Linked DNA regions of Mus musculus: regions 1, 2 and 3 are each linked to region 4. The links are chromatin loops, found by intact Hi-C in ENCODE. Cell type or tissue: gastrocnemius. All regions are shown on one strand. Each heading gives the region's core, and the rest is flanking DNA. Links, peaks and the distances in the headings are about the cores only.

Region 1 (4,702 bases), core at 1,278-3,777, 120 kb after region 4:
AGAAGGAACCAATAAACATTAGAAGTCACTGCACTTTGGAGAAACTGTAAATTTCAACCGTGGACTTACTGTGTGATAGCAATTTTTTTTTGTGTGTGGGCTTCTATTTGAATATTTTTCCAGAAACTTCCAATGGTAACAGTTACCTTAATAAATCTTCTCACAATTGTAAGGCATGTTGATGTGTCTGTAGTCCCAGGACTCTGAAGATGGAGGTATGAACATTACAGGTTCCAGGTTATCCTGGGCTGCATAGTTAAACCTTGTGGATGATGATGACAATGACGAAGAGGAAGAGGATGATAATGATGATTTTCCAAAAGAAAATGTTTAGCAGGTTAGGTACCTGCTGTTACCTCCATGCTCCAGAGCTTCTACATTAACCGGGTTGTATGCTGGCATATCTCAACAAATGGATGGCCTCGTGCCCAGGCTCAAGAAAAGACATGACAATCAACACAATTCTGTACTCACAGGAGAGAACAGACTAAGAGAGAGACCTGACAGTCTATGCATTCTCTATGACTTGAGTCCAATCTTCACACTCTCAGCTACACAGTGAGGGAATTGGAGCTCCATAATCCATGGCTTGCTACCCGCAGGCACTGACCTGAAAGCAGGCAGAAGATAGGGTCTCATTTTGCAGGCAGGAGTCCCCTCTTTCCAGGTGGTTGCAGATGATGTAGCTGATGGAGTGTGGGTGGCTGTTCTCAGAGGCTAAGGCTGTGGGAATAATGGACGGAGGTCCTGTAGGCTTGGCCTGGGCCCTGCCTGTTTGTCAAGCACTGGCTAGGGACAGCATTCACGTTAGTGATTCAGCTGGAGCCAGGCTGGCAGCTGAGCATTTTGGAGAGCCTGCCTGTCAGTCAAGGCTTACACTCAGCCCTTAATGGCTCTTCCCTTGTCGTTTGCCTGGTGTCGCTTTTATCTTAAGTGAATTTAACAATGGTGAAAGGTGCCAGTCTGAGGTCCCCAGAGAGGAGCTTTGCTGGGAGAACAGTTGCAATGAAAAGTCCCTTCCATCAAATCATCCCTGCTGCTCCACCTGGAGAGTAAGTCACCCCGTGGCTGCAGGGACACCCTGGAGGCTGGGCTGAGCTTTGCCCAGCTTTTCCCCTGCTCAGAGGGCATCCTTTAGGACAGGCAGCTACATGCAGGTCTGCAAAACTGGAGACATCTTGCAACTGCTTTTCCCCTAATATTTACACCCAGAAGCGTTTCTTAAGGAATTTAATCACAGTGTTTTGGGTTAATTTATAGTTACCCAGTCAAAGGATTCTTTCCAATGAGTCGCCCAAGAGAATTTGTTAGATTTATAAACACAGTTACGTCTTTAAGGACTTTTTCCCCCTACTGGTCAGGTTCAAAATAATGAATAAGCCACCTATGAACAAGAGACAGATTTAAGTTTTTAATCTAGTGAAGTTCATGAGAGGTGTAGTCCTCCCAAATGAGTCACTGGAGGGTGAAAAAGGGCTTCAGTTTACCCAGTTGGGCCTGAGAATAAAGGTGGTGGTGTAAAGTGAGCTAGCAGGAAAGAGAACAAGGGGAATCGAGGCAATGGGATAATAAAGAACACCTGCAGACACAATGTGTGCAGCTGCAGACATGATGTGTTCAACTGCAGGCACAATGAATGCAACTGCAGGCTTCGCCTCATCCCCAGATCGGTCGCTCTGTGTTCTTGCAATTAGAATGGGAGTTTGAAGTCACCAGGGAAGTAGTTTCCCATGTAATCAGTGACTAAAGCTCAAAGTTAAGATTATCCAGTTCACAGAGATAATAGCTGTGCATCTAGACTGAACCGCTCTGCATCGAAATCCAAGCCAGCAATAGTCAAATGAAGTGGGGCCAGAAAGAAGCCAATAGCCACACCCACCAGTGTGTGTGGTATGGTAGATGTGTGTGTATAGTGTATGTAGTATGAACGGTATGTATATATGTGGTGTGTGTGCATGTGTGTGTGTGGTGAGTGGTGTATGTGTGGTGTGTGTGTTGTATGCATGTTTTCTTACATATATGGGTGGTATACATATGTGAATGGTGTGTATATATGTATGTGATGTATATATGTATGTATGTGAGCATGTGTAATATATATGTTTGTGTGTGTATGTAGTATGTGTATGGTGTGGTGTGTGTGGTATGGTATGTATGTTTAGTGTGTGTATGTGTGTATGCAGTATGTGTGACAGTGTGTATTGAATGTTGTGTTGTGTGTGGTTTATGTGGTATGTGTATGTATTGTGTTTTGATATATGTGTATATATGTATGGAATTATGGAATATGTAGTAAGGTGTGTGTGTGTGTGTGTGTGTGTGTGTGTGTGTGTTGACAGAACACATCTCCAAGAACATCCTATTGCTTACCACTTGAAACAGTAGGACCTGCCTGCTGGAGGCTAACTTCCCTTGTGTTCAGTTCATGAAGTGCTGAGGACCTCTGATGGCGGGACTGATGTACTTGATATGAAGCAAGGAAGGCAGTGTCAGCAGTCTATGTGGAGTGTGCTATATCCAGCAGTGTTGCTCTCAGTGCGGCTTTTTACAGATAACTATAGTCATTGCCAGGATTTAAGGGCACTCCCAGGGACCAGAGTACTTCTTTCTTATTTATTTAAATGTACACACATTTGCCACTCAAGTTTTTTCAAATAAGGCCTTTCTCTGAGTTGCAATGTCTAAGTTCCAAAAGGAAGACACAGAGTTCCAAAACGATGCTTAAATGGTGCAAACAGGTTGTGTGGAGTCTGTAAGGACCTTGACCTCAAACCCCATGGCTCTAGGGGAAAGCAGTTCACAGGTCATCTTGAGGAAAGAGATGCCAAAGGTGACAGAAGTCAGAGGGACTGTGACAGAGGCCAGACAGGAGCTTTCCCATGGATTAGTACTATCTCCAGGCACTGAGGTCTAGAAAGACTCCTGGGAACCAGGGCTGGTATATAGATCAGGACCAAAGGATCAGAGGGAGGGGATGACTCCAAGTGGGTAGTAGCAGAGGACCACGGACAGATGAGTCCAGACCTGACTAGCTACCCCGACATCCACAGCCAGTAATGCACCCCTGTGTTTCCCATCTGCATTGTGTCTGTGCTTCATCCCCTTTCTAAAACCCTCAGTCTTCCAAGCCCATTTCCACAGACTGAAAATGCCTTTCGTTTATACTGTCAGAGCATCCTCCATAATATAAACAGATACTGCGTTCTCTTCGCTGATCCACTTACCACATAGGTGCGGCTCCCTTTCTATTCACATCACAGTTACCTAGCAGTTCTCAGGAGGCTAGAGATTCTCGGGGTGAACAAGAGCCTCTAGTTAAAGCCTTCTCTATGTATCAATAGCATTACCTTTCCAGAATCCCTGATTCAGTGTCCTCTACTTTAGCCCCCAAATCTTCCTCCACTCTTAGTATAGGACTTAGACTAAGTACAATAAGTCCCTTGTTTGTACTGAGTTCAGGCCATGGAAAGCATCGATCAGGACCCCAGCATTTCCTAAGCTCTTTAAAATAGAATCCTCATGCCTCTAAGCCCTTTCATGAAAGAAAGATCCTTGCCACCCACGTGTTGGCTTCCTGAGAGCATCTAGCAATTATATAGTCTGGATGAATCTTGGTGAGCACCCAGGCATACAATGTGTGGTGGCAGAGACCTGCACTCTTCCAGGATCCCCACAAACAAGAGATTAAAAGGCAGAAGATGAATGGCCTCTGCCTCAGAAACAGCTGCTGCTGCTCCAGCATCTGCATGGCCAGTTGATTTAGAGATTTGTGAAGAGAGCCTCTGAGCCCCAGGCTCCTGCCAAGTGGCTCACCAGGAGCATCCCCGTGGCAGGAATTATCGCTCCACACCAGGTGCTGCAGGACAAATACCTTGGAGCTAGGAGATGAAATACACCTGCTGCTGGAGAGTCCTGCAGAGACCCGGGCACAGCCCCGAATGGCAAGGTCATCCTGCCCTGAATGTCATTCATAGTGACTCCAAGATAAGTCAGTAGCACTCATCAAAGACTGTTCCAGAGGGATGTGCCAGGGCCCTGCTTTTGATGAAAGGTCCTGGTGGTATTGCCAGTTCTCTATTATTGATGTCACGATGCCTGCAGATGCAGGTGGGTACCAGTCAATCCAAACAATAGAAAATAAAACCATGTCCTCCTAACTATGAATGATGGCAGGAGCCTTTCCCCTAAGCACGGCTTCGCAGATATTTTAAGTACTAACTTACTAGCTATAGGTCAGCCCCTCCAATAAAAATTAATGTCCTAGGCACTAGGGAGATATCTTAAAGGGTAAAATGCTTACCTCATAAGAACCAGGTACTGAGTTTGATTCTTAGCACTGATATAAAGAGCCACCTGTAGTGTCGTGTGTGCTTGTTGATCATAATGTGGGGAACTCTAGGTCTCAGTGAGAAGCCCTATTTCAAGAAACAAGGTGGGTGTCTCCTGAGGAACATTATATAGGGTTGACCCTAGTCTCCAAAGGCATGTCCATTAACTCCCTCACACAAGCAAGTATGCACACACACACACACACACACACACACACACACACACGTATGTATGTATGTTTAGGCACATATACACACAAACCACTGTTTTAAAAAATCTGGTATGATCACATATATTTGGGAAACTCTGGGTTTTGAAACCATGAAACACATCTCTTTGTGCAAGACTGTTCAAAACGTTTACTCTGCTGAAA
Region 2 (4,702 bases), core at 816-3,315, 540 kb before region 4:
TATGGGAATTCAAGAGAAAGAGAATTTAGACACTAATTTTTTTTTCAAAACGCCTGGCTGCTTATAATATCGAGACCCAGTAAGGACCATCAACCTAACCATGATCCTTCATGTAGACACAATTCACCAGAGGTTTCAACTGCAGATTTCAATCCAGTCATCTTCGTGGGCCCTAAGTGTGTATATTTGTACAGTTTCTAGATGGGACTGAAGGTAATTACAAGCAACTGGGTCATGTTTTATGTATCAAGTCTCTCACCCATTATTTCAAACCCAATAGGGCATCTTCTGTGAACACTTGCCTTATGTTTCCAGGCAGAATCAAGCCCCCTGCTGCTTCTGTGTTCTCACACTCTGGCTATGGTCTTATCCAGTCCTTTAATTATTCATTGGCTTGCCTGCCTTTCTCCACACACAGAAACACATGCCATACATTGCAAGCACTTTAGGGACAGAGGCTACAGAACCTTCATTCATTCAAGAAAAGGAAACAGAGAGGTGATTTAAGAATTTGACTGTTCTTATTCACTTCTGTCTATTCTTCAGCAAGGTATATATTTGGTAACAGCAAAATTCCTTACGGTAGTTCTATGAATTTTACTGATTCTATGTGTTTATCATCTAAATGAGACTGAAAGCATTTTTTAACTAAGAAATTGTTCAGTTACCTACCAATGAACAAATCACAAACTTTCACATATTAAAAATAAATAATTAAGTAAACAAACAGTATTGTTTTGTATAATTAAAGGTCCTGAAGTTGGCATCAGGTCAATAACAATGTTGCTATGGAGTCCTTTCCCTGGTGAGAGCACAGATTTTACTTTAGTGGCAATAATTGTGCTTCCGTATCCTCCCATTACATAGTGACAGTCATAAGACCTTTGCTGTCTCCAGGTTTTCAAAAGTGAATCTATACTGATAAGTGCCTCTTAATGAAGGTTATCATGTTATCTACGTGAATTTTAAAAAGGCAGCCCCTTCACAATAGTGCCAGAATAAAGCCTCTCTCCCTCTCCCTCTCCCTCTCCCTCCCTCTCCCTCTCTCTCTCCCTCCCCCTCTCCCTCTCCCTCTCCCTCTCCCTCCCCTCCCCCTCCCCCTCCCCCTCTCCCTCTCCCTCTCCCTCTCCCTCTCCCTCTCCCTCTCCTTCTCCCTCTCTGTCTCTCTCTGTCTTCCTCCCCCTCTGATAACTCTGTCTTTAAAAAAAAGTCAGATTCAACTGCTATCTACTTTTATTTGTTTATTTTTCTGAAGCAGGGGCTCATTTAGTTCTGGCTGGCTTTGAACTTGCTAAGCAGCAAACCCTGATCTTGAACTCCTGATCCTCCTAATTTTACCTTTCATATGATGGGGCATCAAATCCTGCCATTTATTTTAATAATTTTATAAAGGTCGAGCTTCTGGGAGAAATTTTCCACATTAAAAAAAAAAAAACATTTTTTTTCTCAAATCCTGCCAGAATTCTAAAATTCCAACAGGAGTCTCTAAAATTCCTTTGTGTATTAAAGTATGAATCTTACCCAAGGAGATTAGTGTAGATCTTAATGGATACCTACTTGTGGTTTCATTTGAGTTTGTTAATTTCACATGGGTACATGGAATTTTGAAGGAAGGAAACTACAACATATTCTTTTAGATTCAAATGGAGTGTCCTGCAATTCTACCTATCCCTTGAAAAGAAAAAGAAAGTCAAGAAGAGGAAAAGGCCTTCCAGGAAAAGTATGATTCTCTCTGGAGGAAGCTGGGGGCCACCGGGAGGCTCTCTTAGCCAAGCTGAGCAGCCCTGGAGGAAGCAGTAATTGGACTTGCCCTTTCTTGGACTGAGGTTTTCTTGCTGGAAATCTACTTGTCCCATGATGATCAGAGAGCAAGGCAGCACATTCTGGTATTACGAAGCCATGAGACCCAGAGCTTACACTCATTGTGGAGAGAAGTGACTTAGTGTTTTCCACCTTACTCTGCTGAAGTACCTTTTCTCCTGGCGTTTCACTCATTTTTTTAACTTACTGTGGGTCTCCCCTACTTTACCATCAAGAAAATCTCCATGGGGAAAAAAAAGAAATGTCACCTGAGCTTTACACAGAGAGAAGTGTGTGTGTGTGTGTGTGTGTGTGTGTGTGTGTGTGTGTATTCTTGCTGAATCACCTGTCCTGAAGAGGAACTGGTAGCACACTCTTTCAGAAGCTTTACTTTTAATCCACCATTAATTCCTGTTTGGAACCTGACTTAATCTCACTATGATTCTCCACACACACAACTTAACCAACACTGTGTCTCATTTGGTTTTGCTCCTGTAGTGAGACGCTACCAGGATGAAACAGAAGCAAGATATCTGCAGTGATTTCTGTAGACTTTCCCTCTGCTGACAACTCACAACTCTGATTAGTGATAGAACCCCAAGACCAGAGAGACAGGAGTTCTCCCTCTGCCAGATTAAACGTTCTCTCTCTCTCTCTCTGACTGTGTGTGTGTGTCCGTGTCTGTGTGTCTGTCTCTGTGTGCGTGTCTGTTTGTCTGTGTGTGTGTGTCTGTGTCTCAGGAAGTAGTGGTGGGCACACTAGTACCTTACTTTGGAGTATCAGTAGATTTCTTTCTTTCATCTAGGTTGAGAACAAATGGCAAAAAGAAAGAATGGTATCATGATCCCTCCTCCTGAGTAACAAAGCAGGATTCTTCTTTTCTTAGGAAGTAGAGATAGTCAACTCTGGCCCCAAGCGTCTACAAACGAAAGCACTGGCAAAGGTGGGTTGGGTCCCAACTACAGCCCCTTAGACTTAAATGTGCTGTTTTAACCATGCCACATTTGACTATACTTGTTTCATTTGATGACAAAGACATTTGATTTCGCAAACCCTGATATTCTGTGCCCACCTTTAATCCTGGTACTCAGGAGGTGGAAGCAGGCAGATCTCTGAGTTTGAGACCTACAAAGAGTCTAAAACAAACAAACATACTAAGTTTCTGGGTTAATATCCACTTATCAGTGAGTACATTTCATTTGAGTTCTTTTGTGATTGGATTACTTCACTCAGGATGATGCCCTCCAGGTCCAACCATTTGCCTAGGAATTTCATGAATTCATTCTTTTTAATAGCTGAGTAGTACTCCATTGTGTAAATGTACCACATTTTTTGTATCCATTCCTCTGTTAAAGGACATCTGGGTTCTTTCCAGCTTCTGGCTATTATAAATAAGGCTGCTATGAACATAGTGGAGCATGTGTCCTTCTTACCGGTTGGGACATCTTCTGGATATATGCCCAGGAGAGGTATTGCGGAATCCTCCGGTAGTACTATGTCCAATTCAGAGACAAAGTTTGGAGCTGTGACAAAAGGATGGTCCATCTAGAGACTGCCATATCCAGGGATCCATCCCATAATTAGCCTCCAAGCGATGACACCATTGCATACACTAGAAGCCTTTGTTGCAAGGACGGTGATATAGCTGTCCCTTGTGAGACTAGGCCGGGGCCTAGCAAACACAGAAGTGGATGCTCACAGTCAACTATTGGATGGATCACAGGGCCCCCAATGGAGGAGCTAGAGAAAGTATCCAAGGAGCTAAAGAGATCTGCAACCCTATAGGTGGAACAACATTATGAACTAACCAGTACCCCAGAGCTCTTGACTCTAGCTGCATATGTATCAAAAGATGACCTAGTCGGCCATCACTGGAAAGAGAGGCCCATTGGTCAGGCAAACGTTATATGCCCCAGTACAGGGGAATGCCAGGGCCAAAAAAATGGGAATGGGTGGGTAGGGGAGTGTGTGTAGGGGGGAACTTTTGGGATAGCATTGGAAATGTAATTGAAGAAAATACGTAATAAGAAAAAATAAAGTATACAATATATCATAACAGATTTTTAAAAATAAAACAAACAAACAAACAAACAAACAATAACAACTAAACAATGTAGAGAGGAATGATCCAAGGTAAGTGATGGAGTTCTGCTCCTAGAGACATCCAGGGCTCAGTTTCTTTTTTTCTTATTCTAAATATGTCCTAGATCAGCAACATCAGCATCAGCAGGGACCATGTCAGAAACATAGAACAAAGTCCCCAGCAGAATTCTGACTCAGAACTCATATCCCAAAGCTGCATGGCTATCTGTGTAGTCCTGATTTTAGATAGTTAAGATTTGCATAATTAGCATTGGCCTTTGTTGGGCTAGAGAACTGGCTTGGTGATTAATAGCACTTCTGGCTCTTTGAGAGGATGGGGGGTTCAATTTTCAGCACCAAAGGGCAACTCACAACCATCTGCAACTCCAGTTACAGGGGATCCAATTTCATTTTCTGGCCTTTACAAACACACATGTGAAACACAGACATACATGCAGGAATAATATCCACAGGCATAAAATAAAAAATCAGTAAATCTAAAAAGGAAACAACTAAATTGGCCCTTTGGCGTAACACCTAAGGAAATGGAAAAGGAGAGAGGAAATGAAGAGTAGGTAATTCAATTTTTGCTATTGTATAGTAATTTTTATCAATTTCAAATAAGCATAGAAAATAATGGGCTTCAGACAGGTGCATTATTGTGCTCTGCTCATATCTGCTCCATCTCTGTCCTTGGTCTTTCTAACCATATTCACTAGTCTGGTTCCTACCCTAAAATAGTATACCTTCTGCTTTTAAGCCATTATGTTTAAAAATCTAAGTTCCATCTATAAGTAGGAGCAGGCTCTATGGTCTTTCT
Region 3 (4,702 bases), core at 1,047-3,546, 270 kb before region 4:
TGGGGGTTCTGGGTTCTGTAAGAAAGCAGGCTGAGCAAGTCAAGAGGAGCAAGCCAGTAAGCTGCGCCCCTCCATAACCTCTACAGCAGCTCCTGCCTCCAGATTCCAGCCCTGTTTGAGTTCCTGTCCTGCCGTCCTCCAAGTGTAAGCTGAATCAGCCCTTTCCTCCCCAGTTTTCTTTTTTGGTCATGGTGTTTTCATCACAACAATAGAAACCCTAAGACAAGGGATGAAGACAACATTTGACGTATCCACTGGCTCATGTCAATGGCTTCTGCAACTCCATAGGCCTGGATTTGAAGTCAGGTTGCTTTCTTGCTCCAAGTACATACACTTCTTCCAATCTTTCCTCCAATAGGGGATAGAGCTCAATCCAAAACTGTAGACCCAGCTACTTCTCATTATCCACCTTCAATATTGACTCCAAGCCACTCTGTCCCTCACATGCACTATGACCACAGCTTTGCGCTCGTCTCTTCCCTTCACTTTTCTGTTCCACGTTGCTCACCTGATCCCAAACTGTCGGTGAGGTCCAAGTGACAGGACTCCAAATGCAGAATCCTTAGCATCACTTATGACATGTCCCTTTGGGAAAGCTAACCCTCAGATTTATCTTCTAGAATTTTCTTCTTTCTCCTCTGCATTTCTGTAAGCTTTCCTGCTCACCTGCCAAACCGCTCATCTCTGAAGAAGGCTGGCCCTTGTGCAGCCCAGACAAACTGACCCTCAAGATGAGCCAAACATGGAGTAACCGCATCTCCTCTGAGCCCTGATATGACGAAGAAGCTTGCTCCTCATCTTGGTAAATAGTTTTAAGTGTGACCAATGCCACCCTTAAGGCAGATCAGAGATGGCTCTGTGCCTCAGCTGCAGGGCACAGAGGTTTCATGGAAGACTGACTTTTCCATCCAGCGATCATAAGAATTGTCTTCCTCAGCAGCGTCTCTTACATATTCTCTCTGCTCTGGTTTTACAGAGTGTGGTCTTATCTGTATCGCCATAGACACCTGATGTAGTCCTGTTTCTTTGATCCCTTCTCCTTAGCTGATAGGTGGAGACTCTCCGGGAAGAAAAATGCTATCCTAGCTTAGGATTCCAGACTTTAGAAAATCACAGTGTGATTCTGTCAGTCTTCCCACCAGACCTTGAGTGTTGTTATCTCAAGGTTCAGGGGAAACAACGATGCCTGTAGAATAGAGCAAGTACTGGATTCAAGAACTCAGATTCAAGCTCAGACCTAAATGTTGTCCCCTAAAACGAAAAATCACTCTTAACCTTTTGGATACGTATAAATTTTTATCTATTTATTTACTGCCACTGAAAACCTCTCAGAGAAGAACTCAAGTTTGGTCAATCAATCCAAGTTAATCACTTTGACACAGAATCCTGGGAATCAAGCAAACAGTTGTTAAATTAGAAGACTGTAGGAAAGAAATCACAAGAAAATCTAGAAGAGCCCATAACTATTGCAATATAAATTAAAACAAACCTTGCCCTGCGCTGATCTCAGAGTGGCGTTTTGAGGATGAAATCATTGAACTCCACAAGCTTCACCTTTCTTGAACGTGAATCATCTCCACACATCTCTAAGCACCTGCCACGTACCATTATTTCCACACAGCAGAGAAAGAAATCGAGGTATCTTACAGAGGTAGGGTGCCTAACTTGCAGCCACACAGCACATTGTGGGAAAAATTAGAATCAGAATCCCAGCCAACTAATCTGTGGTTATGGAATCAATCTGCCAAATGAAGCAAGATGTAATTAAATAAACGCCTATGCACATGGCACGGTGCATTTAGTAGGCGCTCAATAAATTTCACAGAATGAGTGGAAACAAAACGCAAAACAAATATGCTACTATATGATCCCAACCTGTGCACCACAGTGAGTCCCTAAAGAAAGCCGGTCAAAAAAGCACACACAGGAAAAAGCAAGAAGGCTGTGATCTATATCTATGTCAGTTCTGTTTCCTTTCCTGAGGACAGGATCAGATTGCCCGTCAATCTGAGTGGACGCCTCATCTGCTCAGCTATCCAACAAAACTTAGACAACTGAGCCTTTCTTATGACATGTTAAGGGCCAGTTACCTCTCTCTCCAGAAATTTCAGGACAGTAAGAGGGGATAGTTATCAGACCGGAAGGAATAGGACCTTGTAAACCCAGGTGTCACACACAGATTGTGTCTTTTGGGATTTCTAGTAGCCAGTTTGGTGTTTTGCTATATTTTAATGGCTGCTTGAACCTATACAGCGATTGCTATTAGTTGTATTTAAAATAGTCAGTTCGTTGTGGAACAGACAGAAAATAATGCACTCTGTGTGTTTCCTGGGGATATATGATGGTGACACATGCCACACGCCCATAAAAAAACTTCTTACTAATACCATGAAATTTGGGGACCATCTTATAATAATCTTTAAACAAACATTGGGGATAATCTCTTTTTGGACATGGCTATGGAGTGAAAACGAACTGTTCTTTCTGTCTAGTGTTTTGAATGATTGGTCCCCAGTAGGTGGCACAATTTGGGGAGGTTGTTGAAGTGTCAGGAGTTTGGCTTAGATTGAGGAAGTTGATCTCACAAGGGGCAGGCCCTTGGAGATGTAGATTATGCCTGGCTGTTTCCTGCCTGGTCTCTACTTCACAGTCAGCCATGAGTGACCAGCGGTCCTCCACTGCACACCCCTGCCTCCAGGACATTTAGCACAAGCACATAGAACCAAGCAACTGTGGTCCAAATCCTCTGAAACAGAATGAAAATAAATGTCTATTTCCTTGAGCTTTCTGTCAGGTATTGGTGACTGTGCTGGAGAAGTAACAAATAGGCACATTTTCAACTTCCTGTCCCCCTTTCCTAGAAAGCATGGTCTTTGAGGGCTTCCACAGCATAATATAGAATGGCGCTCACTTCTTCAGCCAGGAAGAGAGCAGTTGACCAGGAAACATAGAGCCTTGGAACTAAAACATGTTCGGTGAGCCATGGGCAAAGACGTACTCAGCTGCTCTTCTCTGAGGACAAACTTGACTCTCTCTTGCTGAATTCTGGGGAACATTCTACAGTAAGCACTTCCCCTTAGAGCTGCGTGGAGTCAAAAAAAAAAAACAGCCATTAAAAATATGTATATAGTCAGGCAATGGTGGTGCAAGCGATTAATCCCAACACTCAGGAAGCAGAGACAGGAGGATCTGTGGGAGTTCGAGGCCAGCCTCAGCTACAGAGCAAGTTCCAGGACAGCCAAGGATATACAGAGAAATCCTATCTCAAAAAGCAACCACAAAACAAAAACAAACAAAAATTTATTTACCCAACTATTCCAACTATTTTTCTCTGGGTATGGTGTTTGCATATGTGTATATATAGTGGGAGGATATATAAGGCGGGTATGTGGTTTGCATATGTTTATATACAGTTGCATGTGGATGTTTGTGCAAGCATGTAGAATTCTTCCAGAGGTCTGTATCAGATCTTTCTTAATCTTCCATTTTTGTTGTTGTTGTTGTTTTTGTTGTTATTATTATTTAAGACAAAGTTTTTCATGTAGCCATGGCTGTCCTGGAACTCTCTCTGTGTAGACTAGATTGGCCTTGCATTTACAGAGATTTGCCTACCACTGCTTCCCTCATGCTGGACTTGAAGATGTGTGCTACCACGGCCTGGCTCCTTGTTTGTTTGTTTGTTTGTTTGTTTAGCTTGTTTTATATTGTTCATTGTTATTGTTGTTTTCACACAGGATCTCCCAAAGGACCTGGAGCTCACCAGCTAGGTTGGCTGACTTTGGAGTACTATCTGCCTCTGCCTCCCCCACACCGACATTACATGCCACCATGCTGATTTTTTATATGGCTGCTCAGGTCTTCAAGATTACACAACAGGTACTTTACCAACTCTCTCTCTCTCTCTCTCTCTCTCTCTCTCTCTCTCTCTCTCTCTCTCTCTAGCCCTGATAACAATAACAACATTTATAAAACCATTCATTTGGATGTTAAACAGAAAAATCTTACTTTGTTGGGTACTTATTGGAAGATTTGAGGAGATTTTTCTATCTGGCTTTACACTTTCATAATCAAACTCATTGCAGTTAGTTGATTTGGGATGTATTGGATGAGCAGGAAACACACATCAGGAAGAATTAAACACAGCATGGACAGTCTGAAAACACAACCACGACAAAAACCCTGTTTTTCGACTGAAGGCTGGCATTTTGTGATCTTTTGAAATCTCATTTCAAGAAGATTAATTTATTGGGGGATTTCCTGACTCTTAAAGAGAAGCCATAATATCTTCAGAGACATGTTGTCTTTCAGGCCTCTCCCTGCCAAGCAGGTGCCTGAAACCTGTCCTTCATGAGAGTAGCCAGCAAAGCAAAGGCCTGGGAGCCCTACAGAAGGACACAGAGCCCAGGCATGCATGGCTCAAGTCCACGTAGACAGCAGCCTATTTTTAATCAAGCAGCAAGGGGCTAAGGACTGTGTGATTCTGATTCTATTTATGGAAATGTGCTACATCAGCCTGAAAAGGAGGCTAAGATTGCTGCTCTGGTCCTGTCCCGCTCTTGGTACTCAAGGGGCTAGATAACCTATTCAGTCTCCCCTTCCCGGTTTCCTCAGCCACTTCAGCAACTGCCTTCCCAACCCATGAGACTCTCTCCAGGCCCCAACTACAGAGAAATTGGGGAGATGAAACAGAGCTATAAATGGA
Region 4 (4,702 bases), core at 1,155-3,654:
GAGCCGCCATACAAGCTTTAGCTATTAAGATCTATAAGTCCGTCACTCAGACAGCCGGCACCCATCCAGAAATGCAGGCGCCTGTTGCCCAGTGCATTCACTTTCTCTCTGCCAGCTGGCCCGGGGAGACTCGGTGTGCCAAGCAGGGAACGTGTGAATAGGATCCATCCATGCCCGCACATCCCCTGAGAAGTACAAGCCCTGTGACCAGAAGGGCCGAAAGCTAGCCCAGAGAAAAGAAGAACTTGCTGTGTCTCTAAAGAAAAATCCCTAAACAGAAATGCTCAAAATAGTAAAACCATCCCAAGAGTGTCCTGTGTTTTTGTTGTCATCCCCTGCCTTAGAAACTTCACCCACAGCTCCACGTGCTGTGGCTCTGAGCCAAGTGGGAAGAAATGACTGCACTTTCCAGGTCCTGGCTAGAGCGCCCTTTGAAAAATCAGTGCGGCCTTGATACCTTAAGAAACACTCCATAAAGATGCTTGCACTGAAATCCTTAAAGATCTTACTGTCTCGTTGCTGGAAGGAAGTTTACAAGTCCCTTTCTGATATCATATGCTGTTTATGCATACCTGATTGCTAATAAGCCAAGAAAAATATTGGAAGGATTGAAAGATATCTTGTCTTCACACCAAGTGGTATCACTTTAGGAGGCTTTTGACCCTGAACGAAGCCCTGTGTGATTCTAAGGGGACAATACTGAGTATCAGAGTGAGTCCCAGATTTATAGATTCTGTGCACTGGAACCCTCTGAAGAGGCCATTCTAGGCCAGCAGCCAGGAAGATTCCCGCTTGGTCCTCTAAGGTCTGAGTTCCGTCAGTACTGGGCTCTCTGGAGCCTATCCATCAACCGTTGTCTGGCAGCTGCCTGTAATGCTGGATTGTGAAACTGGGGGAATCAAATGGTTAATCATTTCCATTTACTTGATAGACGACTCTTTAAAATAACTCACCCAGACAGCTTTTCCATCAAAGACGGAAGAGGCTTGAGCACTTCGGGGGAAGAGCGCCTATAAGTACAACCCCAAGCTTCAGGCTACTAAGGAATGGAAGATGTGGGTCCCGACACTGTTTAGAAGAATCAGTTCATAGCACAGTCATTTTCCAGCTGGAGAAGTGTCCACCGGTTTGTGGATGGTTATGCCTGTAAGGAAATGACAGAACCTGAAAGGTCGGGGTGGAGGAGTAAGGGGTTGGGAAGGGGGGAGGTGTTCTACAAAGCTTAAAGCAGTTTGGTGTACTCTTAGGCCTCGGGGGAACCCTTCACAGATACCAGTCCTGTGCTTGGGTGACTCTCCCTCACACAGAGAGCCATTGCCTTAATGTCAGCATAGCATTGCTTGTTTAGAATGGCCACATATGAAAGGCAGATCTGAGTTTTGGGAAATGGGCACTGGAAGAGACGGGAGAGCAAACGTGTTCTCTCTGTACAACTTACAACCGGAGGGTGGGGCACGTGTCAGGAACCAGCTGTGGCAGGACACAGATGCCTAAGACGCCATAGTTCTACATCCTACTTGGCTGCTGTGCACAAGAGCGCTGAAAAGACCCGAAGAGGTGCATAATACATGATCCGGGAGATCATGGGAGATCACCATGTCACCACTGGCTTCCAGGAGCTCTCGATCTTGGTGGCAGGAGCCTGCCTTGTTTTAGCCAAGTTTCTGTACCTTTATAATCTGTAAGTGTGCTAGCAGAGCGTGTGCTTTCTGTCATCAGGTGACACAATTCAATGTGCACAAAGGGTCCCAGCGGATGAATGGTTTCACTTTCTAGAAGTACAAGGGCAGGTTACTTCTTTCTCCACTGGCTTCAGAGCTCTGCCTGGCTTGGGCTTGGCACCTTCTTCTGCCTTGGTACCTTGAAACCATGAAGAGACTTCCTCAAGCCTTCCCTAAGTCTTATGTCCCTTCTCCAACCATCTCTTTATCTTGCTCAGCTGAGCGAGTCTCAAGCTTCACTCCATAGCCTGAAACAATGCCTTCTGCTAATATGCCCTCCTCCCTGTCTGCCCACATTTGGGAATCTCAAATCGGAGTAGATCCCAATTCCCCAGCTCCATGGAGATGTTGGTAGCTATGGGACCCTTCTTTAAACAAGTCCTCGGTGGGGAGAGAGTGCCCTCTAGTGGGCATCAGCCAGGAGCGACTCTGGAGCTGTGTTGCTCAGCCAAGGACAAAACAATCCTTTGCACAGACCTCCCACTGGCTCTCTTGAATGTGCCTTTGGGTTTGGTTTGTTTTTCTCCTTGTGTGAAGAAAATAAATAAAGAATGAACAGCAGGAGGCCAGTTGTGAGGGCTGCTCCAATCAGGCTGTGACAGTCTCCTTATCGCTGGAGTTTTAGCACCGGATTAACCCTAGGGCAAGTGATAGCAGCTGATGTGACTTCAGGTGTTTTCTGAAGGCTGTGACAACCTCTGTATAAATCACTTACCTGTCGTGACTGGTCTCTGTCGTGATTGGAATGGGAGGCAGTGATTTGTGAGTAGGAAACCCCTTTAAGAATTATTAGCTAACAAGGATAAATATCTTGGTGTTATGTACAGCCAGTGGGGCTGTTGGGACCCTGTATGACCAGCATGCACAGGCAAGGGGACTCTTAAAGCTCAGTTTCAGGGAAAGCTGTTGGGCAGGAGAGGGAAAGGAAGGAGGGAGGGGGTGCTGGGCACCCATCAGGGAGGCGGGAACCTGATCATATGTGATGGCTGCAGGATTAGGTAACAGCTCGGCTGGTTGAAATTGGATCTTGGAGGACGAGTGTTAACATCTCTGGTGTCCCAGTGAAAGGTTCATTTGAGTCTTGCATGGTGCTAGAGAGATAAAAAGGAGCTTTTAAATAAGCATTTTGTATCCAGCTCACCAGAGTACTGACTTCAAGCCATAAATAGGAAGTGTCACTTCTGTTAGCCGTATCGCTTATTTCTTTAAAGCTGGCGGCATTTTTTTTTTAACTGACTAGCTGAACAATTTCCGGGTCAGTGAATCCAAATACCTCAGTTTGTTTGTTTTGTTGTTGTTGTTGTTGTACTAGTATCTTGAAATCTTGTCCTGGGAAGAAATACAGACCTGCAAGATTCTCTGCCTTTTTCAAACACACACGTGCACCCCAAGACCATCAGAGCAATCACCTCCTATGTACTATAGCACAACAAAGTGCTCCCCTATTTGTGCCTACTTCTTGCACATTGTCCAGTGTAGTTTACTTTCATGAGTAGAGTATAATTGAAATGGTGCAATGTGTGTGTGGACGGAGGACGGTTCTTCTGGGTTTCTTCTTCTTCTTCTTCTTCTTCTTCTTCTTCTTCTTCTTCTTCTTCTTCTTCTTCTTCTTCTTCTTCTTCTTCTTCTTTTCATTCTCTTATTTTCAAATCTCTGGTAGAACCTTTCTTTACATGTCTGTAAAGCAATTGTGATGAGTCTTGGCAAACCCAATCTCCTCTGAATGAGTATTCAATTAGAGCATTTACCATGTAAAAATTAAGCTCCTTTATTGTTGCCCACCCCACTTCTACCTGGGTAAATCTTTACCCACCCAGGAATCAGTGCATCCCAATGCACTGTCCGTGGAAACTTGCAGTCTGGGTAGGCAAGGACTGTTATACAATAGGCCACTACTGTCCTCTGCATTGCTCCTGCAGCACCCTGAGGGAGTTCCCTGCCTTATTGAAAATATCAAAAAAAAAAAAATCAAGGATAAGCACACTCTTCATTAGGTTGAGGAGAGTTGATAAAGAGGAACTTGGTTGTTTAAAAGCACCGAGGCACAGGCCTGACTGAAACCCAGAGAGGTAGAAAGAAAGAAATATCAGCCATATGGGAACCAGCAGTATGAACCTGTTCATGGTCACTTGCCTGAGTACCAGTCAGTCTATCTTTCTTCTTCCTCACAATTGCTTTTGCTGCATCTGGGAGTTTAGGAGGCCATCTTTGGCACCTGCTCTGTCGGAGGAGAGGAATACCTGACATTGCTTTGGGCAGGCATTGCCTGGGCGGGCAGCCGCCTACTGATGGGTAACATGTTCTTTTTGAATGTGCTGTCGTGGATGAGAAAGGATGATGGATATCTATCATCATGCCTTAGTGGCGGGCCATGTGCAAGGACCATAGGCTGCAGAGTCACCAGGAGACATCTTTGGTCGCATTACTGTCTTATTAAGCATCATGGGATTTTTTTTTTAATCCCAGGGAGTTTGATTTGGTTTCTTCTAAAGAAAGTACATTGGCTCTCTGAGTCAGAAGACTGGATTTAGAGACTGGTATAGTGAGACATATATTTATAATCCTAGCATACAGTAGAGGCCAAGTAGGGGTTTTATGAGCTTGAGGCCAGCATGGATGTGTATAGTAAGACCTTGTTGAATGAACAAATGAATGAATGAGGATTCAAATATCACCTCAGAATGGTATTAGATTGATCATCTTAAATAATCAATCTAAAACAACGTATTTCTAATAGCTCAGAGGTAATTTCTTTTTTAAAATTTGTGAAGGGCTCATAAATATCTTTTTGATAAAGTGATTAAAATTCACCAAGCAAAGAGTCACACCTATAAACCCTACAAGTGATACCTTCATACCTACCTACCTTGGATGTGATGACAGCCAGATTTAGAGACCCAATGTGTGGAAGGTTAGATGCTCAGTGTCTTCAGAGCCTGGCATGTAGGTCATGCAGGAAGTAGTGTTCCCATCTAGTCCCT

Evidence for each region. A loop is a pair of places that touch in the nucleus more often than their neighbours do. Peaks named below come from ENCODE experiments on the same cell type or tissue, not always from the same donor. Only the 100,000 strongest peaks of a DNase experiment are listed, where the experiment ranks them.
Region 1: a loop joins it to region 4, with 3 times the contacts of the local background. A loop is called at or near these places in 8 of 42 quality-filtered maps.
Region 2: a loop joins it to region 4, with 5 times the contacts of the local background. A loop is called at or near these places in 2 of 42 quality-filtered maps.
Region 3: it touches region 4 in a loop (2.5-fold over the local background); 4 of 42 quality-filtered maps call a loop at or near these places.

What each region holds. Positions count from the first base shown.
Region 1 is chr1:168,090,992-168,095,693 of GRCm38, reverse strand. No RefSeq gene overlaps it. Among named protein-coding and RNA genes, the nearest start is that of Gm51671, 250 kb to the left of the region's middle. In gastrocnemius, for the core only: a CTCF peak has its summit at 2,447; a DNase peak (open chromatin) is centred at 2,437.
Region 2 is chr1:168,756,099-168,760,800 of GRCm38, reverse strand. No RefSeq gene overlaps it. Among named protein-coding and RNA genes, the nearest start is that of Gm34320, 27 kb to the right of the region's middle. In gastrocnemius, for the core only: a CTCF peak has its summit at 1,762; no DNase peak of the experiment used is centred there.
Region 3 is chr1:168,476,887-168,481,588 of GRCm38, reverse strand. Gm39696 (a long non-coding RNA gene) reads left to right here. Exons shown (of 3, transcript XR_865718.1): 2 at 3,735-3,876. Among named protein-coding and RNA genes, the nearest start is that of Mir6348, 11 kb to the left of the region's middle. In gastrocnemius, for the core only: a CTCF peak has its summit at 2,488 (motif pointing right); no DNase peak of the experiment used is centred there.
Region 4 is chr1:168,211,755-168,216,456 of GRCm38, reverse strand. The region is part of intron 2 of Pbx1 (pre B cell leukemia homeobox 1); the gene reads left to right. Among named protein-coding and RNA genes, the nearest start is that of Gm51671, 130 kb to the left of the region's middle. In gastrocnemius, for the core only: no CTCF peak of the experiment used is centred there; a DNase peak (open chromatin) is centred at 2,127; H3K4me3 peaks cover 1,214 bases; H3K27ac peaks cover 2,087 bases.